3 separate regions of the Homo sapiens genome follow, and regions 2 and 3 are each linked to region 1. Evidence: read pairs that join two places in POLR2A ChIA-PET (ENCODE). Cell type or tissue: IMR-90. All regions are shown on one strand. Each heading gives the region's core, and the rest is flanking DNA. Links, peaks and the distances in the headings are about the cores only. Region 1 overlaps NR2F1 (nuclear receptor subfamily 2 group F member 1). Region 2 has its middle 84 kb from the start of LINC02058. Region 3 overlaps ARB2A (ARB2 cotranscriptional regulator A).

Region 1 (8,623 bases), core at 514-8,513:
TATGGCCTCGAGCAAAAATACAAATAAAACTAGTGATAATTCAAGAACTTCTGAGGCAAGTCCCCTTTGACCTCAGATACAGACTAGGTTCCTCTCAGATGTCTAATTACTCCAGCCAGCCAGTTGGGTATATCCACACTGGTCTGATATGGGAAGCCAAATGAGACTTTATGGCTATTAGGGCCAGGGCAGCAAGAGCTCTGTGGGGCTTTGCTGCTTAGAGAGGGGACCGTGAGTTTGGCCCTGCTTGCTAACCTGGCCCTGATGAATGACCCTCACTCAGACCCAGACCCATAATTACATAGAGCTTGCTTTACATGCATTATCTGCCTGCATGCTTATGGATCATTCTCAGCCCTAGACAATGCAATGTGAAAAGGGCCCCTTGGTATCCCGGCAGATTTTTTTTTTTTAAGATCCATCTGGCATCCCCTCAGCTCAGTAAAATATCTATCTGACATTTATGATTAGGGTCCCTGGAGTACAAGGTCACTTCCCAACTCCCAAACAGGCCGCTCCAAGAGAGACAAGAAGCCCAGGAAAGGCCTGCCTGGGTCCTGTGCTGGTTGCTTCCATTTCTTCCCTCCTTTGGAGGTGAATGCCTGTAGCTGGGCCTGCCTGCCAGGTACCAGCCAGCTAGCTCTGTGGCTTCCCTCCGGCAGGAGCCCTGGTTCTGGCCTGGCTTCCCAGTCTGGAAATTCATTCACCCCTTTGCAACAGGATTCCCTCAACTGTGGACAGAAGGTATGAGCTCCCAGATCAACTAGGGGGTTGTGGTGACAAAGCTAGGTGACCAGGGGGTGTAATACAGTATATATTTATGCTCCATGAGTTATACCCCAGATAAGAAAATGAGGCAGAATGTGCAAAATCCATGTCACACTTTTTATACGGTAGTGTCAATGTGGGAACTCTCAATATTTCTTCTACAGTGTATGGAAAAGAAATTATGTAAATAAATAACCATTACTGCTCAGGCCCTCCTGGCCTAGCCTTTGTAGTGCAGAGAATGTATTTCATGTTGTGCATTCAGAAGAGTTTAGTGTTCAGGAAATATAGATGTAATCAGCTGCCATAACTAGAAATCAAAGTTATTATTGTGCTGAAAATGGATTTATTGTATTTATGTTAACTAGATGGCTCCTTTCAGAGAAAGTCTCATTTATTTGAAGGAATATTTAGGTGTATGAACTAATGAATTTTTTAAAAAGTAAGTTCAGGTCATGACCTAGTCCTTGGATGCAGTCCAGAATATTAAGGATTAAACATACCATCCGGAGGCCAAATGTGAAAACCACCACGGGGGACCCCCGTGCCAGCTTCAAATACTTAGCCAAAGCAAACCACATTGGACAATATGTCTAAAACTGTCTTTTCCATCATTCAAAGTTTGCTTAAAAGTTGGATGACTTTGAGAAGGCTTCCCATGAATTCCCTTCTGGCTAGCAATCAAAACAAGTTTAGTCAAAAGTGGAAATGTGTTGCATGGGAGGGGGGAGGTGAATTACTACTGACAGCTCTATTTCCATTTTCAGATATTCTGCTTGCAATTTTCCAACAAAATAATGTTATTGTTCATTTCTAGGCACTCTTTGCACCTTGAAGACTTGATTCAAGAAACTTCCTTGGAAAACTTTTTAAATGAACACTTTTCACAGGAATGTTTTAGTATGGAAAGTTAAAAGGAAAGCATGAATAATTCCACAGTGTTTCCCTGCAGCCTGCACAGTCCTCACCTCTCTCTGGGAAAGGGCATGAGATTAGCAAAGTCAAGGGGGTTCAAAGAACCTTAGGGGGTGTAAGGAAAAGAGAGGAGAGACCTTTCCTGAGAAAACGTCTGTCCAGTTCCAAGTCACATTTCTGCTTCAAGACACCTCGCTGGATGAGATTTTCAAACCCCAGCTTCCCTGACACTGGCTTGCTTCCTGATGAATTTGGCTAAAGAGCCTGGTAGTAGAGAGCCAGCCAGGCCCCAGGCCTGCCAGAGCTGAGGCAGCCTGGTTGCTGCTTCCCAGGCTCTTTGTCACTTTTGAAAAACACGTTTCCATCAAGAAGACTTATTAAGATAAAATGCATTCAAATACGGAGGAGGCTATTCCATAAATCTTCCATTTGTTTTAAGGTTTGCACTTTATCCTCTTGGAAAGAATAACTCCCTCTCTCACTAGCAGACCTGCATTTGCACTGAAAGTAAAAGGGGGGCAGTCCAAGTCCATTGCTCTGGCCACCCTGCATACAAATGAGATGCTCTTGTCTAAATAAATTATCTGCTGTTCAGATCGATATTAATACTACATTTGCTACATTACAATATTGTGCAAATTTAGGAGTCATTTTAATACAATGTAAATACAATTCTTCACACATGAAAGCCAAGAAATATTGATAGATTATACCATTGCTTACTGTTCAACAAGGCCTTATGAAAGGGATTTTGCTATCCCTGTTCAAGAATGGTTTTAATTTGGCCATTGGAAAGCCTGGTTCTAGGATAGATTTATTAGGATGGTTTATTTGTTCTCCGAATGGAGGAATTAAAAACAATACTGCCAATAATGGTGGTAAAACTGCAGCTAACCCTACTCACAGTGGGCAGGGCCCAAGACCCAGTCTAAGCAGCACTACTTGCCACCAGCCTCCTCTCTGGCTTTGTCTCTATTTCTCCCCATTACCTGCTGTCCTGGGTGTTTATATGTTTCCCTCTTACAGGTTACAATAATAAAAAGCGGGGATTGTTCTCGGAGGCTCAGACCAGAGCCCTTCAAAGGAAACGTTAATGCACTTTTCTGGAAGTTAATTTGAACCATCTATCATAAGAGAAATTGTTAACATGCATGTTACCACTGCCTACACATAATTTGATATTTTTTAAGGCACTCTTAAATTTCCAGTGTTCATGTGTTTTGCATAGCTTTGGAATTCATCTTCAGGCGGGGAATCCTCCCATACTTGCGGGTTCTACAGCATTGCTTTTGTTTTTTATCTTTCTTGTTTAGATCGAATCCGTTTTTTACGACCCTCAATAACCTCACCAACTGCAAACATGAATGGTTTCCGATAAGGGAAAATCAGGCAGCGATAAAGCGGGATTATTATGATTTATTTGTGCGTATTCTTCTCTTTCCACCTCTCTCTGTGTCTCTCTGTGTCGGGAAATTCATTCAAGGAGAGTGCCACACAGGGTAAGAAGCCACATTCCCACGTTCTCTTCCTTCCCTCGCCTCCCCCAGAAACGCTGAGCTCTGGCTCACACATAACACGCACCACACACAGACACACACACAGAGACACACACACACACACACACGCGCGCGCGCGCGCGCAGCCAGACGGATCCACAGCACCGCCCCCCCGCCTCAGACACACACCCTCGGCAGCCGCGGCCCCACGTAGGGGTCCGGGCGACTAGGCCCGGCCGCCCGCCGGCCGCACCCGCGCCGCCTCGGTTCCCGCACCGCCGCGCTCCCAAGATGGCAGCGGCGCGGCCAGCCGGTCACCGCGCGGGGGTCACAGACCCGGGCCAGGCTCAGTGTCCAGCGAGGGCCCGGCCCGCCCCGCACCGGCCGCGCGGGAGGCTCCGAAGGCCAGGCCCGGGCGGCGCGGGGCCTGCGCTCGCTGCCGGCGCGGCCTGCCCTCCCCGCGACCGCAGCCTCACCTGACGTGAACAGCACGATGGCTTTGAGGCAGCTGTACTCGGCTGAGTCGACGTGTAGCGCCTTGAGCTTCTCCACCTGCTCCTGGAAGATGCGGATGTGGTCCATGAAGGCCACGACGCGGTCGGCAGACATGGGCGAGGCATGCAGGCCGGCGGCGGCCAGCAACGGCGCCACGTGCAGCGGCATAGAGCACTGGGCCGCGTTGAGCACGAACAGCTCGCTCCAGGTGAGGCGTAGCAGGGACACCTGGTCGGTGATCTGCAGATCCGGGAAGAAGGGGATGTTGCGGGCCCACTCGACGGCGCTGAAGAGCAGGCGCGCGGCCAGCTCGCAGATGTTCTCGATGCCCATAATGTTGTTGGGCTGCATGCACTGGCTGCCGTAGCGCGACGTGGGGTAGGGCTCGGCGCGCAGCAGCAGCGAGATGTAGCCGGACAGGTAGCAGTGGCCGTTGAGGGGGTCCCCGTTGGTGAGTGCGTACTGGCCTGGATTGGGCTGGGTTGGAGGCATTCTTCCTCGCTGAACCGCTGACAAAAAGAAAGAGAGAAAAGAGGCAATGTGCATCCAGGGAGCTTGCGAACATTGCCGCGCCGCAGCGTACCCAACACAATGCAGAAGCTCTTCCCGCAGCCACACGCGCCCCGCGCATCTTCTCCGGCTCGCTCTCACAGTCCACACCGCTAGGAGATCTGGGGTGAGGCCCTCCAGCTCCACAGCTCAGTGTGTCCAGCCACTGCCTGAGCCCCTGGCCACGTCAGCCCCGCCGGAGCTAGGCCTGACTCCAGGGCCCCAACCCTGGCAAGGTCAAGAAAGTGTCATCCAACCCCTAAGCCACCACGGGGGAACACACAGATAAATGAAACCCCACTCACCCCTCCAGAATGGAAAAAAAAAATCAGGGTTAAAAAAAGGCGAAACCGGAGAAAGGTTGTGGTTCTAGGCAAATGCCTAGCGGCCTCCTCATTTGCAAGCAAGCAGCGTTTTGCTGATAAAATGTTTCCACATTCTCTTAAAATGCTATAGAATAATTCTTAAAATAGACACAAGTTACATATCCTACTAACCACTTACAACTTTTGAGTAGAGAACAAGTATCCTGCACCCCTCCCTTCTCCCCTCCTCCCCGTCGCCCCATACAAAGTTCTCACTATTAAAAGCAACAGAAAATTGAAAATTTTCAAGAAAAAAAGTTGAACTTACAGTAGCCAAACATTATTGAAAAAAGTAGGAAATATAATTAATGTCTGTCCTGCGCGGTGCCACTGCAACCTGCAGCCAGCTTTTGCCCAGTGAATGCACGAGCTTTCAACTGCAAAAACACTGGATTCATTAACCATCTGAATGCAAAACGTAAGCATGCTTTGAGTTCTTAAAGCTGACCAAAGTTTTTTTTTTTTTTTTTTTAAATGTGTATGTTTTACTTCAACAGTGCCAGCGTTTTAAATTGCCATATAAACAAAGACAACTTTAGGAAAAGTTAGGGCTACTGAACTCTTCCCCCAACAAATTAATATAGATATGTTCATGTACATGTAGCTATCTTATTTCAGGTTTTGTTCTATTTTCTTAAGTTTGCTTTGATTCTAATTTTAATGCAAGTTCCAGTGCAATTGAAGCTCTTGAAACATAATGCCTAGAATACTTTTTTCTAATTATAGTTTTGAACTTGGCAGTTATTTTTCAATTAAGTGAGAGTACAATTCAAAGTTTTTTTTTTTTCAGATGCCTACAAAATCTCCCTGGAGCTAGAAATGAAGTAGTCATATTTGTCTGCTCCTTGAGATCTGAAGGAATTCAATTTCTTTTCTTGTGGCATATAAAATATAATTTTAAAGTCAATTACAAGAAGGAGTAATCTGCATTCTGCAAAATTGACTGGTTCGCTAATTTGACTATAAGACATCTTTAATGATTGTCAAGAGATAAACTTTAACTGTAAACGGCTAAATATATTTATAAGAAAAGTACTGCATCTCTTGCCACATGAACATGAAGCATATCCAAATACAACATCAAAAGTTGTGTTTTTTTTTAAAAAAAACAAACCCATACAACACAGGGATTAAATGATGTGGAAGCTCATGCTAGCTGCAGTCTATGCATTACGGCCAAATCAGAAGGATCGGTAAATGCCGTTGTAAATTGTAATTTGTATGCAGTATTTAAGCAGAGGGTGGAGTTTGATGAAGAAATAAAACGAGTATCATGCTTTAAAAAAAATGACACAACTATGAAAGCACGGTTCAGTCACAAACTTTCCTTTCAAAGTAGAGGGGTGAAAACAAGGCCACAGCTCTGGAGGAGGCGGCCCCAGCTCCGTGAAGAAGAGAGGGAACCAGTGAACGGGCCAGAAGCCCCCCTTCCCCCCTAATTAGACCTACAAGTGCAATAAATCTCACTCCTCTTTTTCCGAGCTAAGCTTCCAAAAGGATGATGGCAGCAATGAATCTATGGTTCAGGGTACTCCAGCCCCCAGCCCTCCCCCATTTTAAATAAAGGGTATGAAGAGGTGGAGGGAAAAGTGGAATGAAAAAAAACCACAGAAACAGAGTTTTCTGGGGGAAATAAGCACCCCTCCCCAAGTTCATGCCAGCACAGCCCCAAGCAGCCTCACGCACACGCGGGAAAGAGACACACACCGAGCACATCCAAGACAGAGGGAAGAAGGGGATTTTAAGCCACAGCTCACGATCTCAGGGACACAATCCTGAGCAGGCAGCGGGCGGGGTGGGGGAGCCGGGGAGATGAGCGCAGGCCGGGAGGGGGAGGCAGCGGCAGCGAGCTGGGGAGGGCGGGGGGAGACGCCGGGGGAGGAAGGCAGCCGGGAGAAGGAAAGCTGGGACGGGCCGGGACCACAGGAGCCCCAGCCCCACACAGCAACCACCCGGGCGAGAAAGAAAGAAAGAGCCAGGGAGGCGGGCGAAGCGCGGGGAGAGAAGCAGAGAAGAAATATTCACCTTCCCGCCTCATGCCCACTTTGAGGCACTTCTTGAGGCGGCAGTATTGGCACTGGTTGCGGTGGTGCTGGTCGATGGGACAGTTCCTGTTGGCACGGCATGTGTAAGTTAAGTTCCTGCGGACGCTCCTCTTGAAGAAACTTTTGCAGCCCTCGCAGGTGAATTGGCCGTAGTGCTTGCCGCTCGACTTGTCCCCGCACACCACGCACTCGATGTGCTGCTGGCTCTGGCCCGAACCGGGCGGGCCCTGGCCCTTGTCCCCCGCCGTGCCGGGGGTGGCGGGCGCTCCGGGCTGGCCCGGGGTCTGCGGCGTGTGCGGCGCGCCCGAGCCCGCCTGCTGCTGCTGCTCGCCGGCGCCGCCGCCGCCGCCGCGGGCCGCCTGCGCTGCGGGGTTGGGGCCGCCGGGGTTGCCCCCGGCCACGTCGTCCTGCGGATCTCGCCAGCTGCTAACTACCATTGCCATATCTTTGGGCCCGGGGAGCGCTGGGGGGAGCCGAGCTGCTCGCCGAGGGCCGCGGGGCGCGCGGGCGCGCTGGGAGGGGAAGGGGAAGGGGAAGGGGGGAGGGGGAGGGGGCGGGGGGCCCGCCGGGCGCCCCGGGGTCGCAGGAGCCGAGCCCGAGCCGGACACCGGCCGCTGCCTCCGCCGCCGCCGCCGCTGCCGCCGCTACTGCCTCGGCCGCCCCGCTGCTGCTGCGCGCCCGCCCGCCCTGCTGGCGTTTTGTTGTGGTTCCTGCTGTTTTCTTTCTCTCTTTTTGCAGCCCCCCCAGGCTCTCAGGCTCCCCCCCCAACACCCCTGCTCCCCTCGCCCGCTCCCCCCGCGCTCCGTTCCTGGGGGGGCCGCGCTCTCCTTCCCCCCTCCCCACCCCCCGGCGAGCAAGCTCCCTTCTCTCGCTTTTTTCTTCTTCCCCAAGTTGCAAAATCAGAAATGGCACAGGCGGCAGCCGGGAGCGGCGCGGGGCGCAGCGCCGGGGGCGGCGGGCATGGGCCACGGCGCGCGCACACACTCGCCCTCCGCCTCGCCCGCACCCCCGCGCACACACACACTCGCACACACAGTCGCTCACCCGCGCCGGGCGCCCGCCCGCCGGCCGCTCGGGCTACGCGCAGCGCGCGGGCTGAGCCGACATAGAGGAAGCCGGCGAGGGCGGAGGCGGCGGCGGCGGCGGAGGAGGAGGAGGTCGCGGCTGCAGGCGCCGCTGGAGCTGCCGCCGGAGCTGCTGCGGCGAGCGCCGCTGGAGGAGCCGGGACCCGGGCCGGAGTCCGAGCAGGAGTCGGGGCCGCAGCCGGAGCGCGAGCGGAGGCCGGGGCCGCCCGCGGCGCCGCCGCTGTCCCGGCGGGAGCCCTCGCCGGGCTCGGGAGTGCGGGGAGCGCGGTGAGCCGAGCAGGGCGCTGGGCGAGGCTGCCGCCGGCGATCAGGGCGCGCGGGTGTCGGGGGGCCAGGTCCAGGGCCGGACGCAGCCAGCCATTCAGGAAGGCAGCGCTGGAGAGCGGGAGGCAGCCGGCGAGGAAGATCACACACTTTGCTCTTTTTGTTGTGCCGGTGGCGCCGGGCTCTCGCTGCCTTCTTCTTTCGGGAGGTGACGGAAGGGGGAGAAAAATACGGGATAATTCACGCCGGCGACGAAATCACAGCGAAATAGAAAAAATAAAAATCAGAAGAAAATAATTGCCAAAAAAAGGAAAAAGGAAAAGCGAGAGAGACATCCAAAGTAGGTCGAATAAATAATCCTCTTCTTTTCCTCTTTCTTGCTCCTTCTTCTGCTTCTTCTGCTATAACACACAGAGCTAGTTAAAAAAACCCTGGAGATCGCCCAAAAATGTTCTTTTTTTAGTATTTTAAATAAGTGCTCTTCAGCCGGCAACCAACACCCTCCCTCCAAAAAAAATCATATATGTATAAAATAACGATAAGAAGAATACGAAGGGGGTGCCTCCTCCTCCTCCTCCTCCTTTTTTTTTTCTTTAAGTTTAGCCCTCTCTCTTCTGCAGGAATGGAGTAAAAGAGACAAG
Region 2 (8,623 bases), core at 471-8,470, 730 kb after region 1:
AGATGCTGAACATGTTATCTATTTACATTTGGTCTTCAACAAATAATTTTTCTGGAATTTTAATATCTTATGAGTTCTTTGAAACTTTCTGAAATGTATATTGGAACATGATGGCACCAAAGGAGGCTTGTGATTTGGAAGTAGAAAGCACTACATTTCATGGGAGCAGAATTTAGTAACATTAGAATATATTCCTGTCATGTTATTATATTTCTTATTGAAGTGTTACTCTTTTAAAAATTTTTTTAGTGATTCCAAAGAGTTACTATAAAATATTGAGAGTAAGAGGAAAAAAATCTTGTGTTCTGTGATGTTGATAAATAAGTCACTGGAATGCACTAGGAGTTGGTGCACACTTGAGGATGATTGTGTCATTAAAATTGCATCCAGTCAATCTGGGAATACCTTACCTGAATTGTTCTGTAAACACTCTTCTCACTGAAACATCTATTTGGTCTGTGTGTTTTGAGTCAAAGGAATCAAACAAAACATGGTTAAAACAATTAAAATTGAAGTAAGACTACATTCTGAAAGGAAGTGCTAATTCCAATTCTAAGAGATAATTGTTTCCCACTTTTGCACAGTATTTTGCATCAATGACTAAACCTGAGCACATTCTAGTAGAAAGAGATTGATTCCTTATCTCACTATTTTACAGGATTATCTCCATACTGGTAATTCAGTGAGAGACTCATTGATTTGCTAAGTTATGGAGCTGGCTGCCTCTTAAATGAGAGCTAGTCTACAAATGGTACCATAGTGATGAAAGAAGAATGTAAAAGTAAAAGAAAACAAAACAAGGGAGTAACAGCCGTTCTAAATTGGAGACTGTTAGAGACTCCATAGTCAGAAACCTCAGCACAGAAAGTCTTTTGCCCAGGTAAATATGGAGTCTTTCCAGATCCTGAGGAGTTGAGAAATTAGGCAGAAGGACACAGGTGGTGATGGTCAGAGCAAGATAAAAAGCAAAATATTAACACATGGAAGAATTCCTGTGTCCCCCACATAAAGTATGAAATCAGAGACTTTAGTGAATATCACCTTTAGGGAAATCCAAGGTAAGTATGGCTGTGTGTCTTATAACTTCAATTATTTGATTCTTCTCATCTGCAAATATATACACCATCTTGTTGTCATCTTGACAGGAAAAAGAGAAGCTTGGGAAGGACCCAAATAGATGATATCTGGAGAATTAGCAAAATCCCTAATCAACAAAGCCACACGGGATGAATAAGACAATCATACAGACTCACTCACTACCATGGCAGGACAGCAGATGGAAGAGACAAAGAAGGAAATGACTTGCTCACTCTCATTTTCTGAAAAGGCCATAGAAAAAAGCCAAATTTTCTGAAAAAGTTTTAGGTATTTACTAAATTGATTAATGACTAATTAGTATATTTCATTTTCCCACAGACCATAATGCAATTACTTATATATGACTCACATTATATAGAAATAACATTTGTCTTTCGGATTAGTGCATTCTCCTTAAAATTTGATGAAAGAATATATAAAGTGTCTGTATTAAATCTGCAAATAGATATATTCTAAAAATGATTTTTTTTGGAAACAAGATTGCCCAAGCTGGAGTTCAGTGGCTCAATCATGGCTCACCGCAGCCTTGACCTCTTGGGCTCAAGCAATCTTCCCCCCTCAGCCTCCCAAGTGGATGGTACTACAGTCTCCCATCACCATGATTAGCTACTAAAAAGGGACTCTAGAGGAAGAAAATATATTGTAACATTTTGATACATCTACTATTAGCTACCTTCCTAACCACCACCTCCCTAGTTCTGATTTATCTGATCCATTTGATGCTTTCCTTTTTACTTACCCAGAGACTATAACTTGGAGACAGAACTTATGGTACAACACATGGAAGTGTCTCATGAGAGTGCTTACCAGATACAGACAATAATTTAAACATTTCTATTCTGGAGACACACCTTTGAATTCTGTGTTTGAATATGTGTTATAAGCAACATGTTCCACATTTACCCAAAGATTCCCAAATCCTGAAACTTATTACATAATAGAACTGAACTAATTTTAAACCTACCTCCACAGAAAGCTGAAGATAGTCATAAGATCCATGCCTAGGATGTACACACATACCTGTACTCCCTCATCCAGAAGCAGAATGATCCTCAAAATGTGAATTTTGAGAGTGAAATAATGAGAAACAGGGGGAGGGGCAGAGTCTGCTGTATTTAAGTCGGTATAGCATATTGACATCTTAGATGTTCTCAAAGGGGGTTATGTTTCCAAAATACTATGAAGACCTCGATATAGTGAAGTCTCACCTCTGACGTGGTCATTTGGTATTTTAAAATTTTTGCCCTTCACATTCAAAAGTCGTGTTTCTGATTGTGTCAGTGTATTTGTCATATCTTTGTCCATCAATAAGGCTCATGCTTGGATTGTTTATACGAGACAGACTTGCAGGGAACATTGGCAGTCAAAGAACACAGGGAGAAGGCTGTGATAACTACAGAGAGAGAATGTCACTGTGCCTTCTACTATACCCAGGCTATATGCCCCATGTTCTCACAGGGAGAGAAATTAAATGAAGAAAATAACATTAGTGAAATCTTTTATAGGCCATTAAGTCAATAAATTAAAAAATCAGTGACTTTTAAGTCTTCATTCTTAAAGGAGTACAAATGATGACTCTTGTTTTTGTGTCTAGTGGACGCAGCATCCTAGACAGCCATCAACATTTCTTTTTAGGCCAGGCATGGTGGCTCACACCTGTAATCCCAGCACTTTGGGAGCTGAGGTAGAAGGATGGCTTGAGACCAGGACTCCAAGACCTGCTTAGGCAACATAGTGAGACCTCATCTCCACAGAAAAGGAAAAAGAAAAAAAAAAAGATAGATGGCTGTGATGTCTCACATCTGTAATCTCAGCTACTGAAATTGAGGTGGGGAGGATCTCTGGAGTCCAGGATTTCAAGGCTGTAGTGAGCTGTGGTCACTTCATTGCACTCCAAGCCGGGTGACAGAGAGAGATCCTCCTCTTTAAAAAAATTATTTTGTTTTTAACAGTTTATAATGATAGTTATTTGCACTTCATGCTAGAAAGGCACAAATATGCTTCTCCATTCACTTGTGACTTAAAGGAGATAAGCTGAGTCACAGCTCAGCCCCAGGGTCCAGACCTTTTCCTTCTGTGGCATTGTACAATCTCTGCAGTACTGGGCCATAGGAGGAGCATGATGTGTAGTATTGTATCATCATGAAGCTTGTTCTTATACATTTTGAAATATCATGAGCTTTAGGCTGCTGGCAGAGAATAAACAAAGATCAATCATGTACACTGATGTTACTGTACTTAGATATCACCACTGGAAGTAATTCTTTTTTCTTCAAAGAACAGCTTTCTGGTTTTTGTTGTGTTAGTTAACACCTTTATAGGTAGGGCTCCACCGTACTTTGGTATGAATGCTAACCACATTAGAGTGAAGCTTTATGCTAATACTGCAGCTTAAGTGTTTTCTTTCCACAGTAACCACTAATCTAAAAGCTATATAGCAAATCTTGGTTGGATTGAAGTATATGGCCCAAGTGCTATAGCATGGAAGAGCCACCCTCATCTTTTATCTCTTATCCCTGTACTACTATCATTTTTTAGCTGCTAAAAGAGAAAATTTTTATTTTGTTTAATTGGTGACAATTTAAAAAATTAAATCAGTCTTCAGTATCTCATAAGGCATGTGATTTCTATACCAACATCCACTCATATATTTTAAATGGTGAAACTGGCTTCCTCTTTTACATGCTTAGAAGAGACCCTAGCTTTGACTTTTTATGCCTTCAAATGCACTATGAATCATCCTGCCAAACTCCTGCCCTTCATGTGAATGATATATTTTATTTACACTCTTAGAAAAAAATCTATGCATGGCCATTATTAATCACTCACACCTTTAAGAATGATCTTACCTTTTAGCCATTCATCAAGATCTGTATCCTTCCTGTTAGAAAGAGACACATCATAACTGATGTACAATCAAACTGTAGATGGGTTCAAGTACACAGCTATTACCAGAATAGATGCCTCTTCATTTTAGGATTACATATACATGCACACACACACACTCAAGTCTCTGTATGCTGTATCCGTTTTGGCAACTTTCTTTAAAATACCAAACTGCTGAAACTACGTGTTAGCTGTTAGGTAATACATCACTATGATATTGAAGAACAGCAGACCATTTCCAAAGGTTGCTCTCATCTGGAGCAAGGCTAATAAGACGTTGGATGAGTAGAATTAATGAAGATTCAAAGATCATGTCTATGATTTTTTTACAAAAGCAAGAGAAGAAAAAAATGGCTATTTAGAACTTTTAAGTTATCTCTGATTGTGTACTAATCTCAAGAGAAGATTTTATAATTGAACGATATCACCATTTAATAATCAAGAAAATACTTTTTTCTATATTCAGTAATAGCTGTGATACATGTTTTCATTAGTGAAGAAATATTAAAAGCAGCCATAAAATGTTTTAAAATAATCTCACTTTTTGGTGGACATTCTCATGTGCCTCTGAAAATGTTGATTGGATATTGGAGATGATGCTCATGTCATCCCAAGGGGTAAACCAAACCAAACCAAACCAACCAAACCAAACCAAGCTTGACATATCTTTGATTCTCTCTTTTTCTTTAGATACTATATGATTTTGTATTGCAATGAGAATTAGAAAAGTCCAAAAGTTCAGATAGCTTCTAAAAATATATTAAGATAACATAGCAAAATGAAGTGGAAAGTGCTTTAGAGTTAGAGTCTTCTTATGCAACATCTGTTTGCAAACATGTGTAACCTTAGAAATATCACTGAAATAAATTTATCAAGAGAGAGACATTTAACTACACAGGTAGCACTTTAAAATTACAAGATCAAGAAAAACATTGCAGCAAAGCTTTAAATCTCAGAAAATGATAAGTACTTCCTTTCCATCAGAATGTTTAACTCCCTGGGCATTAAGGAATTACTCAACAGAAAAGAAAATAACCCTAGAAGAAAATGTAGCCAGCAGTAAAGCTGCTTACAATTTTTAATGGGCCCTAATATATATATAGTAGAAAGGCAAATGATTCTATACTCACTCCAGAACTTGTCAGGAATTTCTAGATTCTTAAAATTAAAAAATTCTTTAATTTTTATTTGCTGGCATTAAAATCTTCCAAAGAGAAAGGTTGGGATATTAAGTCTATCATGGGGAACTTTCTTACTAATTTCCTGACTTCATAAAACGCAGATCTGCAAGACACAAGATCTAGTCTTAATTTAGACCTTATAAGTAAACACCAGTGCAAAGAAAGGCAGTCCCATGGTAGAATTTACTACAAGTAACAGGGATATCTATCTAACTATCTGTCTGTCTGTCTGTCTATCTATCTATCTATCTATCTATCTATCTATCTATCTATCTATCATGTTACTGTCTATCTATCTAATCTGTCTCACTAATAAGTGTCTTAAACACAGCATAGCATTCAATCTTTCTTAAGCTATATTTAGTGATTGCTTACAATGTGCCTGATGTTGTTTAGAATATTGATGGGAATAAAAACGTTGCAATTAAAGGTTCCTTTTTTTCAAGGAGCTCACAGTCTAGGTATAGGAGACTGATGAAAATAATAACACTGTCATGTGACCTGGGCCACAGTATAGATGAGGATACAATGTTGCTGGAACATTAAGTATAATTCTTCAGAATTATACTCAATGTGGATTTTAAACACATTGTGGAAAAGCTATCCTACTTCTTTTAAAAATATCTTTCTGAGAGTCTATGTAATTCTGTGATCTCATATATTGTGCTGCTTTAAAAAGAGCACCCCACTTTTTTCATCTCAAACTGGCAGTCTCATTCAATGAGGATGCTACTCTAAGTCATGATGAATTCAGAGCAGCCAGATTCATTTTCTCCATGTTTCAGGAAGACAAAGACAAAGACAAAGGAATACTCCTTTAGGATCTGGATCACGTTAGCCTGTTACATCTCAACCATCAAACCTGCCCAAGATGCACCCAGATTAGTCAATAAGCAGATGATTAGAGATAAAACCTCTCATCTTGGGATAAATTTAATCCAGGCAGCATGTGCTCTTTGGTCATTTTATAAATATAGCATTTTAGAACAGCATTCTCAGAGATCCAGCAGTGCATATCCAGCATTGTAGCTAAAATATTCAAATAGAAATAAAAATAACTCCCCAGAAAGTCGCTGGCACTCATGTTTCCGTTGGAGAATAATTACAGAAGTCAGTTTAAAAGCTAGCATAAGAGATGTCGAAACACCACCTCTCACCCCCACAGAAATGCTAATGACTAGTTGTATTATAGACTTAAAGAAAAGGTTCCAAAACCTTCTCTTTCCCGGCTTTATGGAGTCAAAATTACTGGCCATTCCCAGGCTCTTTGGAAGAGAACAGAGATTCCCTGGACAGTGAGGAGATCCATCCACATACCTCTTAGGGCAGAAGAATGTATCCCTGAAGGGTTAGTATTTATAACTCTGTTATTTTCTAATCCTATTACTGTAATGTTTAGGTGAATTGAATATATTTCCTTATTTATCTCTGTGCAATCTCATTTATTTCCTGCAATAATGACTTTTGGCTGACCCTACAATTTTGCTTCTTCAATGTTTAAAAAGAATATACACAAAATTTAGGTAAAATCTGTTTATAATAACATGGAGTACTGTCCCCTTAGGATGCCTGATGACAAAGCTGGTGATACAGTGACTACACATCCAGCCCATGATTTCGTGTATTTTATTAACCTAACTTATTATTACAACAAAATCATGGTTTCCACTGACTACATATTCAGCACATACATATTCACACTAATGTGTGTGTTTATATGTGTGTGTGAAGTAGCTACACAATGAGTTATTGAATTGTGTGTGGAAAATATGCTAGGCAACTGCAAATTACAAGGATTTAATGCCATCAAGGGGTTCAATGGTGACATCATAAATCAACAGAGCAAGGTTTAAACGGACTGTGGTTCCCCACAACTCTAAGATTCTCCTGGAGCTATGATTTTAAAAGTCATCTACTCTCCCACCATCATTCCCTTATACATGGATAATTTGTGTTATAATTTTCATCTTCTCAAATTCTCTCTACTTTTCCTCACCAACTTCAAACCTTTTTAAACCCAGAAAGAATCTGTTGTTCCCCCCTGTGCTATTAGAGCAGCTATATTTAAATGTAATACCTGAGTGTCCCAAGTTTAAATCTAACAATTCTAAAAATCTTGCCATTCTGGGCTAGGTGTCACACTCATGCAATATGACAGACAGGTGACAACACACCCAAGAATTAAGAGATTTTCTCCTCTTGAATAATAATGTGCTTCATGCACATATCCCCTTTTCCTCTGAGACTAGGAAATCTAATTACATATATATAGTACCCTGTTATAACTGCAAACATAAAATTAATTTTACAGTTTTGCTTTTTATTCATATCTGAAGTTCAGAGAATTCAAGTAATGTTCTAATTATTTCTTATGTCCTAAATAATTCCCCTTTCTCTCTGATGGAGTCTTATAGGGGAATATATTAACATAAAATAATAACTGGCCCAAATTTTGTCCAAATTTAAATATGTCCTAGCAAAGCCAGCCCCATCGTAATTGCTTTTATGTGTCACTTTAAAGCTAAGAGACCCAACCTCCTGGCAGCTTTGCTTTGGGTCTTAATTAGCCACTTAACTGCAAATTGGTTGGCACCCTAGTCCTTTCATCAGTTATTACCCAAATAGCATCACGGACTTAGGATAAAGAAAAGAAAGATCCCACATGTAGCAGGTCTTTCCATCATTATTGCCCTTTAATACAAAGAGGGGGGGTTCCCAACTCTAATTAAGGCTACGTTTCCAATAGGTAATTGGCATCTTATTTAACTCACTCTCAGTGCGATGTCTTAAAGGGAAAACAATCACAGTAATGTGTGGACAGTGCCATGGAATTTACAAAATATTTTCACCTACTTTATTACTTTTACATAGTGTCTGATATAGACACATATGAATCAATATGTTTTTATTGGTCACCATGATTTAAGATGTAGATTTTATTTCAGTCTTTATTCCATTTGCCTGCATATCCATTAAGTTATTGCATACAATTAACTAAGCCCATTTCCAATATATATAAAAGGGAGTTAACATCTTTATTGTTTGTCACACTTCTAGAAAATGAGCTCACTGAGAGATATACTATATGGATTGGTCCTCATTGATAAAGCAAGCCTAAGTGGTTACTGGGAAGAAAAGTCACCACCTTCAAAGAAGACTTGAATTAGTTATGAAAGAGCAATTAGTTATGGGAAAAGAGCAAGAGAGGCTTTGTTCTGTGAATATAGAAATAAACGTATAAGTGAAAAAGAGACTATAGATATAGGTCAGATCCCAAGATTTTCAAAAGTAAGATGAGAATTTGAAAAAAATGTGAGTCTAGAAAATTATTTAGTGTTTTAGCAGAATAGCATCAAGTGATGCTTTACATACAATATTACATAACATACTTTGTTTCTGCTAGAAAAGAAAGTAAATAATAATGGTGCCTTCTTCATAATCAACACTGCGTGTGTTGT
Region 3 (8,623 bases), core at 376-8,375, 140 kb before region 1:
AGTGATATTGCATTAGGACCTACCCTAATGACCTCATTTTAACCTAATTACCTCAGTAAAGATCCTATCTCCAAATACAGTCACATTCTAAGATACTGGAGCTTGGGACTTCAACACATAAATTTGGTGGGGGACACAATTCACCCAATAACACCTACTACCCCTACTGTAGAGGAAAAAATAGGTGATCAGGGATAGGTTTGGAAAGGCAGAGAGACTTTGTTGTTTCCTACAAAGGAGTTAAATAAGGTGGTATGATGGAAAGGAAAGAGTATTAGCCACAGAGTCAAATAGTCCCAGATCTGCATTCAAATAATACCACCATTCTAGGGTTATCTTCTCAGGAAAATTTTACAAAAAATAAAATTTCTTCTCTCCCAACCAATAACCTTCTGGGCTGAAGAATTACAGTAACTTCTTATTTATCTGTATTTTCGGAGCAGGACAATTGAACTCTCATCAGTAAAATGAGAGTCTCACTTAGGAAGAAAATTTTTATATTTTGATAGAGATATGATTCTTAAATTTCCCCAGAAAAGTTGATATGTGAACTTATTAAGAAAGCTGTGTCACTTTTCGCTAAGAATTGTCAGCCACTAAGTTTATCAAGCTAATGTACTGAACAGTCAGGTGACTTGCCTTTAATTTGTCATTGTGTTTATGAAAAGCAGAGCTAAAACAGAAGAGAACAAGTTTAGACAGTGACTGTTTTCTTAAACAGTTTTAATAATATTGCTAAATCCAAGTAGACTCTTAAGTTTTTTACATATATTTACTGTAAATATTTCTGTAATAATCAACCATTAAATAATACAGATATTATAAATGATCACCTCATTTCAAACATTTTTTTTTGGCACCAGTCTGCTTGCTAAATATGTATTACCTTTGACATTTAAACCAAAGAGAAGAGATGGGGGAAAAAAAAGACTCCCCATACAGGGATTTAGTGTGTTATTCTTTACTCCCCTGAAAAGCCAATCACTCCAACACCATAGGGAAAAAAGAACGTTTTGCTGCTTCTGTGTCACATCATTAAAGTAGTTAATCTGCAGCCATAAATTTTTGTCTTCTGGGCCAAGAAATTTTAAGTAAAATACTAACAAAAATGTAACACTTTAAATGAGAAGTGAAAGCATCTTTATCCTTTTTATTTGAGTTTCCAGAAATGGCATGCTCCATAAAAAATTGTATCATTTTTATTTTTAAACTGAGTTTCTTGCATTAGTCAGTAAACAATTTATTTAGTGAACATTCTCTGTGCACATATATACACCATGTGAACATTTAAGAAACAGAAGGTGCTTGAATTTGCGAGATTTAAATATTTTCTCACAGTTGATCCAGTGATACTACAGTTGAAATAAAACCATATATAAATGAAATACCACTTTCTACTAAAATGTAAGTGTAGATTTTTTAATTATTGTTTTAATGAGGACAACAACGATTCCATGTATTCAGTGGAACATCTTATAAATCTTTAGCATGTTTACTCTCATGTGCATTCTAAGACTCACCATAAAACTACCTATCCTAATTACAGATATGCATATTCATTTTATTACATTATCTAACTAGACATTTTATATTGCTAATTTTCCTGCAAATATTATTAACTTTTAAAACTATAAGCAATTGTTTGATTTCTCATTTATGTTGTTCTCCTAAAAACGTACATACACATATCAGTATACATATTTTAAGTATATTATTTGAAATATGGGCTATGTAGACCATATGTAATACTCCAGGACACAACAAGCAAAATGATGATACTCACCATAGCAATGTTTGGCCATTTCCCAGACATCCTTGCTGTGGTCCCAAACCAACTCCTGATTTTCCGCCAGGCTCTGCATCTTCATATTCATGTAAGCAGTAACATTGTACCTCTATACTTCATCCTCAGTGACCAAATATCTAATTAGCACCTGTTAAGGGCTAGGCACTAAAGATTCAGAATTAGACAAGAAGCACATAAGCTTGAGAGAGGAAAGAAGTGAGAAAATCAAGGATTACATCACCAAGCGGCCAGTGTTAGAGGAATGGGCAGAGGAACAACACAAAGAAAGGAGCAAAGAACTCAGTGGAAATATATGGAAACATTCTTAAGAACGGGGAACAACGTAAAGGATAACTAGGAGTGGAGCGAGGTGAGGAGAGAGAGAAAGACAGACAGAGAGCAAGAGAGACATGACCAAAAGTCAGGAAGGGGAGGAAAAGTGAAGGGAGTTTATTTTGACTGAAAATCTGGACTGTAATTTGTTACTGCAATAAAGAGTTAAATGTAGTGGTAAAAATACAGCCATAGCCAAAAAGTTATATAGTTCTCAGTATATAATTACTTGAGCCTTCCAAAATGCATGAGAAGAAATATTTTCTTAACATTAAAGATTAATATATCAGTCTTTCAAAAAGACATTGAACAACACAATAGATCATTTATTTAATTGTAGTACGTTTGTTAATGATGTTGTTGTTGTCATTCAAGACAAAAAATAATTCTTCCTGTGACTGGTTTTTATATTGACTTATGTCAAATAGCCTAAGTCATAATACTAAGTTCTAAGGTTCTAACGGCCTTTCTTCCAGGAACTAATGTAATTTAGTACTGGTGTAAAGCTTCTCGATGGTTTGCCTTGGCACCATGGATCAGCAAGTCCAGAGAAATTAATGGTTTAGCAGATCCACTGGCCTGTTCTTATCAAGAGTCAATTGTCTCCATCAGGCTTTTGATTTTAAAAAAAACTGTTAATCAGTTTCTTTAAGTTTATTATAATCTCATAAATAAACTACTGAAAAGTGTTGGAAATTGAAGAAACCACCAGACACAAGACAATCTCTTAAGTAAAAGCCTTCTTGCCTTCATTTGCAAAAACATGTATCTGATTAGAAACTCTGTTGATTATCATGGAACACAGTCAAACTGTTCTGTTCACAGCTCATTATATGAGAGAATGCCTAGCACGATACTGGAGATGAAATAGATATCAATACATTTTTATATCAAACAATTGACTTAAGATAATTCTTCTGCATTTTATTCTCATATGAAATTAAAATGATTGATATACTCCTGGTCAGAATCATTCTGAAAACAACAACAAAAAAAAACCAACCACCTTTGTAAGAATTATTGAAAACTATTTAGGCATAAAGAACAATGCAGTTCTTAATTATACTTTTTTGTGAAATGAGAAAACCGTATATATATATCTTTAGTAATTATTAAGTCCGCTGTTGCTTCCATCTGTGAATACTGAAATCCTTAATGTATATATTGATCCTTATAAAACTTTCTAAAATGAGAGTCCAGTTTCTAAAATGAGTCCATATAAAACTGCAGAATTCTGAAAAGATTCATTTTTCCCCCAAGTCATGCAGACTCACTGGTGTCAGTGGCTATGAATAAACACATGAGTCCTGACACCATACTTTGTTTTTAAATACAAGTGACACTTTTTAGCATAAATTGTTTCAGCAGGTGAATTTTTTTGCAGATAGGCCAAAAATCTATTAGAACCCAGCACTGATAGATCTATTTCTTAAGAATATCTCTTACTTCTGATAATCCCCAAAGTGTATATAATGAAACATGTTAGGTGAATAATTTTGAGAGGTCTGCTCAAGGTAGTGGACTCATGTTTAGTGCATTCCACTGGGCAATTGCCTTTTCAGACCCTTACCATCTACAGAGAAGAGCCAGAAGGTATATACCCTCATAGCTTAAGGTTCCTAAAAGTTAAATATGTTGGAATTTAATAAGAATATTTAGAAAATGGAAGTTAAGTAATTATTCTGAGAACACTGAGGGTTTTTGAGTTATTTGTAACTCAACTTCAGGTAGAATATAGCTCATCCAAATCATAATGCCAGATGAGTTGTTTTCCAACCAGCTCTTAAAATGGTTTACATGTTGTAGTTTAAATATTATATTTTAAAAGGGTTAGTAAATGCTTTTCCAGAATGAATTTTCACATTGTCTTCTGTAAAAGCATGTACTAACCCTGTTATTGTCCAATGCTTCTGCTCTCTTACCCAAGAGAGATAGCTATACCTAGTTTTCAGTTGTTTATGAATACATTGTTTATTTGGGAAATTATCCACAAAAAAACCATAATCTTAGACTAGCTTTTCCTTGTTTCCTGGTATATTTTCTATGCCACTTTTTCCCACTACCAAACTAGTATCTTCTCAGCAAATGCAAACTACTTTTAATTATGCCAGGAAAAACATAATCAGGAGAATAAACTCCCTCTCTCCCACTACCCCTCCTTCCATCATTATTATAAAGTATTAGAAAACTGAATATGAATAACTTTGGATTGCCTACCACTTTTAGTGATCTACAGCATTTACATGGATAATCTAGAAACTTCTTGCCCTTAAACACATATTAGCATTTTAAAATGCCACTATTATAATTTACTGTATAGTAATTTTACATATTCAAATATGTAGACATGAATTCAAACATGAATACATGAATATCAAGCTCATGTTTTAGAGCACTGAAAAAGAAGCTGAATATAATCTACTCATTTCAGTTACTGTACTCTAGTACAGACTCTTCATTTTAAGTTACGTAACCCCAATTCAAGCTTCTTACCAAAAAAGAAAAAGTATTGATTCATGTAAACTGAAAACCCCAGATGTAGATCTACTTCTGGGATCAGTAGATCCTGGGACTCAAACTCTGTCATCCAAACTCCTTCCATCTCTCTTTGTACTTTTCTTTGCCTGTTGGCCTCATTCTTTCTTTCTCACAGAAAGGGCTTTTTCAAACAAACAGGCAGAGTACCTACAGGCAGTCGCAGCAACTTCTATTCAGCATAATCCTAGAGAAACAGCCTTCTCTCTGCCCTAGCATCTAATTATCACTGAAGCCAAAGAGGTCACATATTAGGGCAGGCTGTGATTGGCCAGCCTGAGCCAGTACCCATATCTATGAGGGGGTTGGGGGTAGGGCATGGTATTATAGTTGACAGCCCAGTGAAGACTATATGGAGTTGAAGAGAAATGCTTCCCCAGAGAAGAGTTTTGAATATGTCCACCATCGTCCTTGTGTCAATTTTTCCAGTTTCTTGAAAAATTTAATATACAGGCCACAATTAGATCTCAGGTTTCTGATACAGAGAAAAGAGAAAGTGTAGGATATTGCACATAGGAAGATCCAATATTATAAACACTAGAACTGATCCATCACTTGACTGATGTTCGAATCTATGATTCTGAAATAGACCTCAATGTTAGCACAGTGCCCCAAGTCATTTTTGCTGTATCAACCAATTACCACATAAAGCCTGAGGCCTGCTATGTGGAGGGCCTTCTTGCAGTACTGTTCATTTCATTCAGAACCTGTAATCTCTGACATGAGCCCCCTTATCCACCTACCTATATCCTAAGATAGCTTACTGGCATTGGTACCACAGACCAGGAGGACATGTAAGCATACGGAGACTTAGTCTGTTAGTTCTTCATATTAATCCTATTTTATCTTCTGGTACAACCAATTTAATCTTTTTAAGGGAGAGCTGCTAATATTTTGGGGTTATTCTTACCAGTATTTAATTTCTGTCTTGATCATACTTTCATTTGGTATCTATCTTTTTAACAAGTAACAGTAGATTGTAATAATCTGTTTTATAGAAATTCTTTGGGATTAGCAAGGTCCTTGCATTTGTCATCTCATTTGTTCCTAAGCTTCAGGCAAAGGAATCCCTAAAATCTCATTGATAAACATGTTTTATTTTGAAATTGCAGTGAAAAATAAATATCCAGAACCTAGATTGTTATGCATAAATTATGTTTATATCTAATTAAATTCTTACAATGCTCTTGTTTTTGTTCTTTTCCGCAGTTCTGATTTTCTGTTTTTCATTTCTGAAATAACTTTGTTGCTTATGATTTTCTTGTAGTCTGCCTTAAATCCCTAGTGGAAAGAGATAGGGGTATTAATTCGTCCATAAATTAGTCAAGCAAACTAAAATCACTATACCAGCTACTGTTCTTCCTCTTATATCCTCAGAGAAGGTAGAAAATATACGGTTAATGTTCTTTCAGTGCTTTATGTAGAGCAAACTTATTTAATACAGTAGTTCCCCCCTTATTTGCAGTTTTGCTTTCCACAGGTTCAGTTACTTACAGTCAATCATGGCCAAAAAATATTAAATGGAAAATTCCAGAAATAAACAATTCTTAAGTTTTAAGTTGTGCATCATTCTAAGTAGTATGATGAACTCTTACGCTATCCTACTCTGTCCCTCATGGAACATTAATCATCCCTTTGTCCAGCATATTCACTCCATATATGCCAACCTCCCATTAGTCACTTAATAGCTGTCTCAGTTATTGTATCAGCTGTGGCAGTATCATAGTGTTTGTGTTCACATAATCCTTATTTTACTTAATAATGACCCCAAAGGGCAAGAGTAGTGATGATGGCATATTGTGATAATTGTTCTATCTTATTATTACTTACTGTTGTTCATCTCTTACTCTGCCTGATTTATAAATTAAACTTTATCATAGGTATGTATGCATAAAACAAAACACTGTATATGTAGGGTTTGGTACTATCCATGATTTCAGGCATCCACTGGGGGATAAGGGAGGATTACTGTATCACCTAGTGACTATATTTCAAAATTAGCTTGCTCTCACAAAAACAGTTTCATCATTTGATATATTGATAGAAAAGTCAATTTATCATAAAATATTTTATTTCATTAATTACAAGACATAATTTTAACTAGCTAAAGTTTGAATACATCTTGCAATAAGTGATAAGAAAGCATCATGCCATAGCTTAATTGGCAATGTTTTTCTTTTGAAATGATATAAAAAGCAATGATGAATCTTATAATCAATGGTGTCTTGGATGTGATGACACGTGATACTATAATTGACTGTTACAGGACTTTGTTTCCCCCAAAGAGTTCATTTAAGTCAAGTATCTGTTGGCGGACGTCTTTTGAGAAGACTAGGCTTGGTTTAAAGATTCCCTTTTGTAAAATGAAGTTTCTTTTGGTAATGTTAATTGCTCCCTACTGTGTCTATTTTGCATCATCAGATTTTTGTTAATATATTTCTTAACTCGGAGCACCCTTAGGTTAACAACTCCATTCACCGATCATTTTTACTCTTCTTTTTGCATGAAAAAAAAAAGTGTCAGTGTCATTTAGAAATTAGTAATTTATTTTTAAGATTTAGAAGAAATCTTATGTTTCATTCAAAGCAAAAACAGTCTGATATTAAGAACCTGCAATTCTTATACGTGAAGCTATTTACATTAATCTCAATAATTCAGTTATGACTCTTGCTCTAAATCTCTGTGGTATGTTTCTACTCTGATTTAGTGCCTTGTTTAAAGATTAATGTTACAGAGTAATTTACAGCAGCTTCACAGATGGTATTTGAATCTTTGTAAATGGGCTTTGGAATCCTAGGCACAACTCCATGGAATCTTAGGTTAACATCAATGTAAATGTTGAACTTAAAACAGCTCTAAAAGGTCGTGATAGAAATTTCATTATCCCTTTTTAAAAACCATAAATTTTGACGGGATTTCATGGGCCAAGTATTTTTACTTCACTAGCATCGATAAGGTATAACTAGCTCCTTGTATATGACATCACCAGCCACTGTTTGTTGAAAATAAATATTAAAAAATAAAACAAATTACCTTGTTTTAAACCATTCTAAAGTTCTAGTTACAGAAGTTACTGTTCTTATTTTTACAGCTTCCTTTATGAAATGCTTTATAGAATCCACAAACACACATTGCTTTTAGTGTCTTAGCTTTGATGTCTATAAAAGACCCATTCAAAACTGGAGGTAGGTGCTCCTCATGTGCACAACAGAATTTGGCTGAAGTTATTTGAAGCTATTAGAGATAACCTTTCTCTACATGTCTTTTGGGAGAAAAACTGGTGCCAACAATACCAGTTAAGCTGTAATTAGTGTAACTAACAACTAATATGAAAGAGCAGACTAGAGGTCAGTCTTAAGAATTTAAAGGTATTAACAGGTTAAGGTTGTAGGGCATCCTATCCCCCAGCTTAATCTGTTGCCTTAGCTGGTGAGATTTGTTGAAGTCATCAGTGCCCTCTAACCTTGAGGTGTTGCTCTCTCATAATTTGTTGGTCACATGCCAAGTTCCTCCTTCCTGTCTACTGAGATGACTTTGGGAATGGCAAATTCATTTGAAAGCTCTTGTCACAAATGACTACAGATTTTTAACCTCTAAATGTAAATGAAAGATTATGGTTTAATTTGCTTTAATATTCTTGTCCTACCAGCCTTAGACTACATTGAAATTGTCATTTTACTGCATTATAGAATATGATTTGTTGAGAACATTTAACATGTATTGTAAGAGGAACGCTTAAAATCTAACTATTAAATCAGATGTTGTGTAACTGATTGTTATACATGCTGAATATTCCAGTTTTTATGGGCTACTTCTTCAAATTTAATTGCCCACCGGTGGCTTTTGTTTATGTTTACAGTCAATTCTAATGCAGTTAAAGGATAAGAATGTAACAGAGGAATAACCTCTCGCTTCCATGAGGTGTAGTTAACCCCTTTCTTCTAGTATCTGGCTTTGGCTTCCTTCTCT

What was found. Peaks named below come from ENCODE experiments on the same cell type or tissue, not always from the same donor. Only the 100,000 strongest peaks of a DNase experiment are listed, where the experiment ranks them.
Region 2: POLR2A ChIA-PET joins it to region 1 with 10 read pairs; 3 of 35 experiments call an interaction of 5 or more read pairs at or near these places.
Region 3: POLR2A ChIA-PET joins it to region 1 with 11 read pairs; 6 of 35 experiments call an interaction of 5 or more read pairs at or near these places.

What each region holds. Positions count from the first base shown.
Region 1 is chr5:93,583,477-93,592,099 of GRCh38, reverse strand. NR2F1 (nuclear receptor subfamily 2 group F member 1) reads right to left here. Exons shown (of 3, transcript NM_005654.6): 1 at 6,614-8,623; 2 at 3,656-4,183. The coding sequence starts at 7,076. It also overlaps a transcript of NR2F1-AS1 not described here. Among named protein-coding and RNA genes, the nearest start is that of NR2F1, 4.6 kb to the right of the region's middle. RefSeq lists a silencer at 7,749-7,828. In IMR-90, for the core only: a CTCF peak has its summit at 2,211; DNase peaks (open chromatin) are centred at 3,249, 4,359 and 4,619; H3K4me3 peaks cover 6,779 bases; H3K27ac peaks cover 6,772 bases.
Region 2 is chr5:92,851,548-92,860,170 of GRCh38, reverse strand. No RefSeq gene overlaps it. Among named protein-coding and RNA genes, the nearest start is that of LINC02058, 84 kb to the left of the region's middle. In IMR-90, for the core only: no CTCF peak of the experiment used is centred there; no DNase peak of the experiment used is centred there.
Region 3 is chr5:93,722,669-93,731,291 of GRCh38, reverse strand. All of the region lies in intron 10 of ARB2A (ARB2 cotranscriptional regulator A), which reads left to right. Among named protein-coding and RNA genes, the nearest start is that of POU5F2, 15 kb to the left of the region's middle. In IMR-90, for the core only: no CTCF peak of the experiment used is centred there; no DNase peak of the experiment used is centred there.